2 separate regions of the Homo sapiens genome follow, and region 2 is linked to region 1. Evidence: chromatin loops called from intact Hi-C (ENCODE). Cell type or tissue: Caco-2. All regions are shown on one strand. Each heading gives the region's core, and the rest is flanking DNA. Links, peaks and the distances in the headings are about the cores only. Region 1 overlaps ULK4 (unc-51 like kinase 4). Region 2 overlaps ULK4 (unc-51 like kinase 4).

Region 1 (2,922 bases), core at 260-2,759:
CCATTAAGGTACATATATAGGGAGTTATTTTTCACACAAAAAAAGGAGGGCAGGGTTGAGATTTCAGCAGCGTTAGTATAAATAAATTTTAGAACTGGTCATTTTACAAAGATCTACAGCGTCCTCCTTATGGACAGGCATTACACTTTTTCCCTAAGGAAGTTTATACTCCAGTAGGCACAAAACGTACATAAAAATAACTTAATCCAAGTTATAAGACTGACTGCTTAATTTACTGAGAAAGTCTTAGAATTAAGTTAGAATATGCAGCTATACTAGTAATATATCTCTGATTTAGGGAAATCATCCATTGCCTACCAGCATTAAAAATATGGATTTTAGTAAGACAATTTCGGTTAGGTTAAAAGCAAATACTTTCCAACAGAATGGAGATTTTAAATGTAAACAGAATAGTTTTATGTTGCATTAATAACTTTGTAAAATGCTTTTACGCTTATTACCTCAATAGATGTCCAATACAGCCCTGTAATATTCCACACCTGTTGAACAAAATAAGGCCATGGAGTGTTTCGACCACAGAGAGTACAAAAGGAGAAATGGGAAAGCTGAAGTCAAGAGGATCTCCATACAGTGTGCAGGACTCTTTTATGAAGCACCTCTGACTCCTTCCAACCCTGGTTGCTATGATGTGGTTGCAAGTCCTGTTTCGTCCAGGGCTTTACAGAAATTGTCCCTACATCATGGTCTGTAATGCTCCTGCTACCCAGCTGAGGGCTTTGGCCTCTCACTCCCACATTCTGTCCAGTGCTTTCCATTCTTTCTGGGTCCTGAGCCTTCACTCTCTCTCTGAACCTCGTCGCTCTGCAGCTGGCCACCTTTCTCTAATGATTCTTTGAATCTTTGGCATTCTCCCCAAGACATGATTCTGTATTCATCCCACAGCTTCCCAGTTTGAAACCACATGTAAGAAGCATGCTCACATGTAAGAGGTATGCACATCCTTGCACCAGAGCTGGAAGGGGAGTGAACAGGAAGAGGCAGTATCAGTAAGAGAAAGAATTGACAGTGGCAGAGACCAAAGGCAAGTCCCTAAGAGGACCACTAGATTGTACCAGCATTTCTTTTCTCCTACAGATACGAACCCAATAATAAAAAACAGAAATTCCATATTTTTTAAAATTATTTTCCATTTAATGAACATGCTTACTTCCTAAAGTAATTTTTTTGGTCCGGATAACTTAATGGAATACAAGAGATTTTTTGTTTTGGAATCTACCTGAAATCAAGCTAAGATTTCTCTGTCTTCATTCACTTGATAAACATTTGTTTGGTATCTTTTATGTGCCATGCACTGGGCCAAATGAGAGCTGCAGCAGGTATCATAAATGCTAGGATAGATACATAAAGATAAAGATCTATAAAGGTACAGAAGAGACAACAGAATAACCTTTTCTATCTGAAGAGCATTGCAAAGGCTTCACAGTGCAACCCGTAATGACAATAGCAGTAAACATGGATTGCACAGTTACTATCTGGAACTCACAGTAACAAATGCTGTGTATGTGCTAACTCACTGGATTCTAACAAAAAAAAAAAAACCTCATAGTTAGACATTACTATCTTTTTACTTCAGATGACAAATTAAGGCAGAAAGAACTTAAGTAAACCAGTTAAGTGGCAAGTAGAGGGGCTGAGATATAAACCTAGGCAGCTGAGATCAGAGTCCACATTCTACAGGGTAGGTACAGCCTGAGGTTCAGCAAAGGAGCAGGTTTCTGACAGCAGGTGGAGGAAAGTGCATGAGGGAAGGGTGGACAGATAGAGATGAAGTGTGTCCTGGGCAAAGGGAATAGCATGACAGCCAAAAACAGGATGGTCCATTAAAGGCAGTGAAAGGTTTAAGTGAAAGAGCAAGTTTATTACATAAGTGGAAGAGGCAAAAAGAAGGTAGCGAAAGATCCAGCTAGAAGAGTAAGCCACAGCGGATCACAGAAGATCATGTTAGTCATGCTGAGTTGCTTGAACATTATCCTTCAGGTCAGGGCTGGCAAACTACAGCCCACAGGCCAACTCTGCCAGCCACCTATATCTGCATAGTCCATAAGCCAAGAACAGTTAGTGGGTTTTTTCAATGGTTGAATCAATCAAGAGAAGAATATTTCATGATATATGAAAACTGTATGAAATTCAACTTTCAGTTTCCATTAGTAAAATTTTTTTGGAACACAATCCTGTGTATTCATTTACATACTGTCTGCGTTTGCTTTTATGATATAATGGCAGAGTTAAGTAGCTGTAACAGAGACCATATGGCCTGCAAGACCTAAAATATTTACTATCTAGCCATTTACAGAAAAGGTCTGCTGAGCCTTTCTCTAGGTGGCTGGGTGCCATTAAGGGTAAGATTAAGTAAAGCAATGTCATTACCAGATTTATATTTTTTGCAAAGATTATTCAGGCAACAATAAGGAGAATAAACTGAAAATGAAAAAGGACTGGGAACATGATCAGTTAGCAGATTATGACTAATCTCAAGATGATCAAAGCAGGAATCCATAGGAAAAAGCAATGATGAGGGGTATTAATGAAGTCATATCAATAGGACTTGATAATCTACTGAATGCATGAGGGGAGAGAAGAGATCTAAAATGACTCCAGGTACTTGATTTGTCCTACCAGGAGGCCACTACCATGACCACCACCCAGAGCAATAAACAGCACACCACGCAATGTCATTTATTGGAGCTCCCTGTGCAATGATGCACAGTGCTTAGTGCTTTACCTCTCACTTGATCCTTATTGTGAGGTAGTAATCATTAACCTCATTCTACAATAGAGAAAACCAGCACTGAACCTTACCCAGGTGGTCTGAAAGCCCCCAGCAAAATCGATGTTCCAATGCCAGAGTCACTAGCAACCCTGCCCTAACAGGAAATGAAAGGGAGCTGGGATGTGGCTGTT
Region 2 (2,922 bases), core at 143-2,642, 51 kb after region 1:
TGTACTTGTTCTCTCTATACTGATAAAAGAGCAGGAGAATCTGTGCACAGCCAAACGACATCTTGCCGTCCATACCAACAAAACAACGCCCTGCACAGGCAAGAATCTCCATATGTGGCTGGTGGCCCATCAGTATTAACATATTCTATCTCCACTTGACATAGGAAATTTATATGTGACAGTATATCTCAATATTTTTACAAGGACCCTAAGAACCAGGGGTGTTTTCTTCACCCTCTTCCACTAAGTGATGTCACATCACTGAAAGCACAGATATCATGCTTCACCAAGGTACTTTGAGAACTCCAAACTTCCAGTTATGTCTAAAGAAAAAACTATGCAAAGGAAAGAAATATATACTGCTATCAATACTACCAACATGATCAACAGCTATCTTAAAGGTTGAATAGTGTATATCAGGAGAGGAGTAAGACTGAAACAAACGATCTAAGTGCCCATCTCTAGAAATTTAAAAACGAATAAACATGGCCAAAAAAGCAAGCTTGTCAGAAGATGAATACAGAAAAATCAACAGTATTTATGAGACAGAGTAGGAATGAGGCTTGGCTCCAGCTCATCCCTGCTACAGCATTCTTTCATACATTCCCAGTGATCACAAAACCCACACCAGTACCTCACTGATGCCATACCCGCTAACCCCAAGGCTTTAGTCATGCTATATTGTTCCACTGAGCTCTCAAAATGTTTAACCGTGGCTTTTACTTAAAGAATTCCAGGAACTGGCCTTACGAGACCCAAACTATCAAACCAAAGTTGTGGAGTGTACCACCTCAGGAGGCTCCAATGAAGCCTCGTCTGGGAGAACTCTGTCGGCCTCATGTCCTATTGCATTGAGAGCCCAAGAACTCATGGTCAGTAACATATTCATTCAGGGCTTGTCTGCGATCACCAGACATGGGGTGCTTTTTTCTCCTCTGTGGAGGGAGGCATGTGAGCCAGCAGGACAGCTGGACGTGACCCCTCCGTGACTGATGGAAGGCCACCTGAAGTTTTGATTCAGCACTGCTACAACTGGTGAGTTTTTCCTCCAGCCTCCCTGTGACCCCTCACAACCCACCCCAGACAATGCTTTTCCTTCCCTCCTGGTCTTCTATTTGTTGGGTCTTTCTTTTTCTTTCTTCTTCCTTTTTCCTTCCCTTCCTTCGCTTTTCATTAACTTAATTGACTCAGTCTGAAGACACCCGTGTGGCACTGATTCAGCCTCAGTAGACACCCATGTGGCACTGGTTCAACCTCAATAGACACCCACGCAGCATAGGCAAAAACAGTCATTCAGTTCAGCTGGTAGGAAACTCTGTCTGGCACTGGAATCTGTAATATTCTTTAAGTACATTCCCTCCCTTTGCCACGCCTTGTGGGAAAGGGAAGGCTGTGGACTTTGTCGTCTGTCTATTCAAGCATGCAAGCCTACAGACCCTGGGTGCTATCTTTGTGAAGAGAGGACTGATAGCACGTGGGTCCACAGTTTGCGTCACTCACGTCCTGATCCATTTTTCCTTCTTGTGTGTTTAACTTGACATCTGATTGCCCCATGCAGACTGTTGGATGACTTCTTGCAAAGAGAAGAGGATTTACCTACGCTTCCACCAAAAAATGGAAAAAAGATGACTTTCTCTTGTAATGCAGCTTGGCCCCCACAGCTGTGCTGCAGTGAGAAGAGTCATCAACAGCTGCTTTGCTCTTACGGAAGCTACACAGAAAGGCAACCCAGAAATCTGGCATGCGAGCAAAAGGTTAAGGATTTCTTACCAGCCAGGCTTCTGACCTGCTTCTCTGTGCACACCAGTTGAGTGAAATGGTAAAGATAATTGTTTGTCTCAAGGTCTATGACCCCTATAAGCCTGCTGTTTGGCAGACTTGTCAGTTACAAACGTTGCTGCAGGTCCTTGAAACAAAAACTGGACGAGGTTTCCCTTTCATCTTATTTTATGTCTTTGAGAGCTTGACCTTATGACCATGGTGGGGTACCCTCTCTTGCTATCTAGCATCCAGAAGGTGGGAATTCCGAGGCTCATGTCAGGTAGCCAGTCTGAAAGGACCTGGAGACTGAGACACATAAGCACACGTTCTTTGTCCCAAACGTGTCAAGCACTTGGGGATGAGTTCTGTCTTAAAAGGTCCCACCCCAAGGGGCTTTTGTCATCTTTTGCTATCTTAAATCTATTCCTGAGAGTAAATTCTTGGGGACCATGGAGATGCCTCCTCTACCCCCTCTCTAGAAATACCATTTGCTTATATTATAAAAACCTGAAAAATTACCATCTGAGCCTTAAAGGGCTTTTGGATTGAGTAGCTATTGAAACTAATTTCATCATTAAAAGAAAAGCACTTTTCTTATTCTCAACAATTTTTTAAAAGGTTTAAATTAAAAGAAGGATGCATAAGAATGTCGTGGCTAACCTTACAAATTATCTTGAGCAGCTGAAATTCCTAGCAAGCTTGAAAATGGCTACTCTAGTTTCCTTCTGGGAAGACCAATGACAACTGCCTCATGCTGTAGCTCAGTAGCTAAGGCTTTGCCTTTTCACAATGGCTGCCTGGGTTCAATACCTGGCACAGGGAATAGTACTTTCTGGTTTTATATTTGTGTGACCTTTGCCATTTATTATTTTCCCCTCCATGAACAACTTCTGACTTCCTGTCTTGAATTTTCCTTTCTCTGATCTACCTTTGAGGTGATTATAAATCCTGTAAAGACTGCTTGCCCTAAAAGGTTAGGCAAGGACAATAACTTGTTCAGCAGGAAGTAGCTTCTGAAGATGAGATCTTCGGCCCTTTCTCCTTAAGCATAAAGAAGGTGAAGTTTCTCAGCAGGGAATGAGACAGAGTAGCAATGGGGCTTGGCTTCAGCTCACCCTCACCAGAGCATTCTTTAATACATTCCCACTGATCACAAAACCC

The links. A loop is a pair of places that touch in the nucleus more often than their neighbours do. Peaks named below come from ENCODE experiments on the same cell type or tissue, not always from the same donor. Only the 100,000 strongest peaks of a DNase experiment are listed, where the experiment ranks them.
Region 2: it touches region 1 in a loop (6-fold over the local background); 1 of 110 quality-filtered maps calls a loop at or near these places.

What each region holds. Positions count from the first base shown.
Region 1 is chr3:41,631,190-41,634,111 of GRCh38, forward strand. The region is part of intron 30 of ULK4 (unc-51 like kinase 4); the gene reads right to left. Among named protein-coding and RNA genes, the nearest start is that of ULK4, 330 kb to the right of the region's middle. In Caco-2, for the core only: no CTCF peak of the experiment used is centred there; a DNase peak (open chromatin) is centred at 1,732.
Region 2 is chr3:41,682,484-41,685,405 of GRCh38, forward strand. The region is part of intron 27 of ULK4 (unc-51 like kinase 4); the gene reads right to left. Among named protein-coding and RNA genes, the nearest start is that of ULK4, 280 kb to the right of the region's middle. In Caco-2, for the core only: no CTCF peak of the experiment used is centred there; a DNase peak (open chromatin) is centred at 1,438.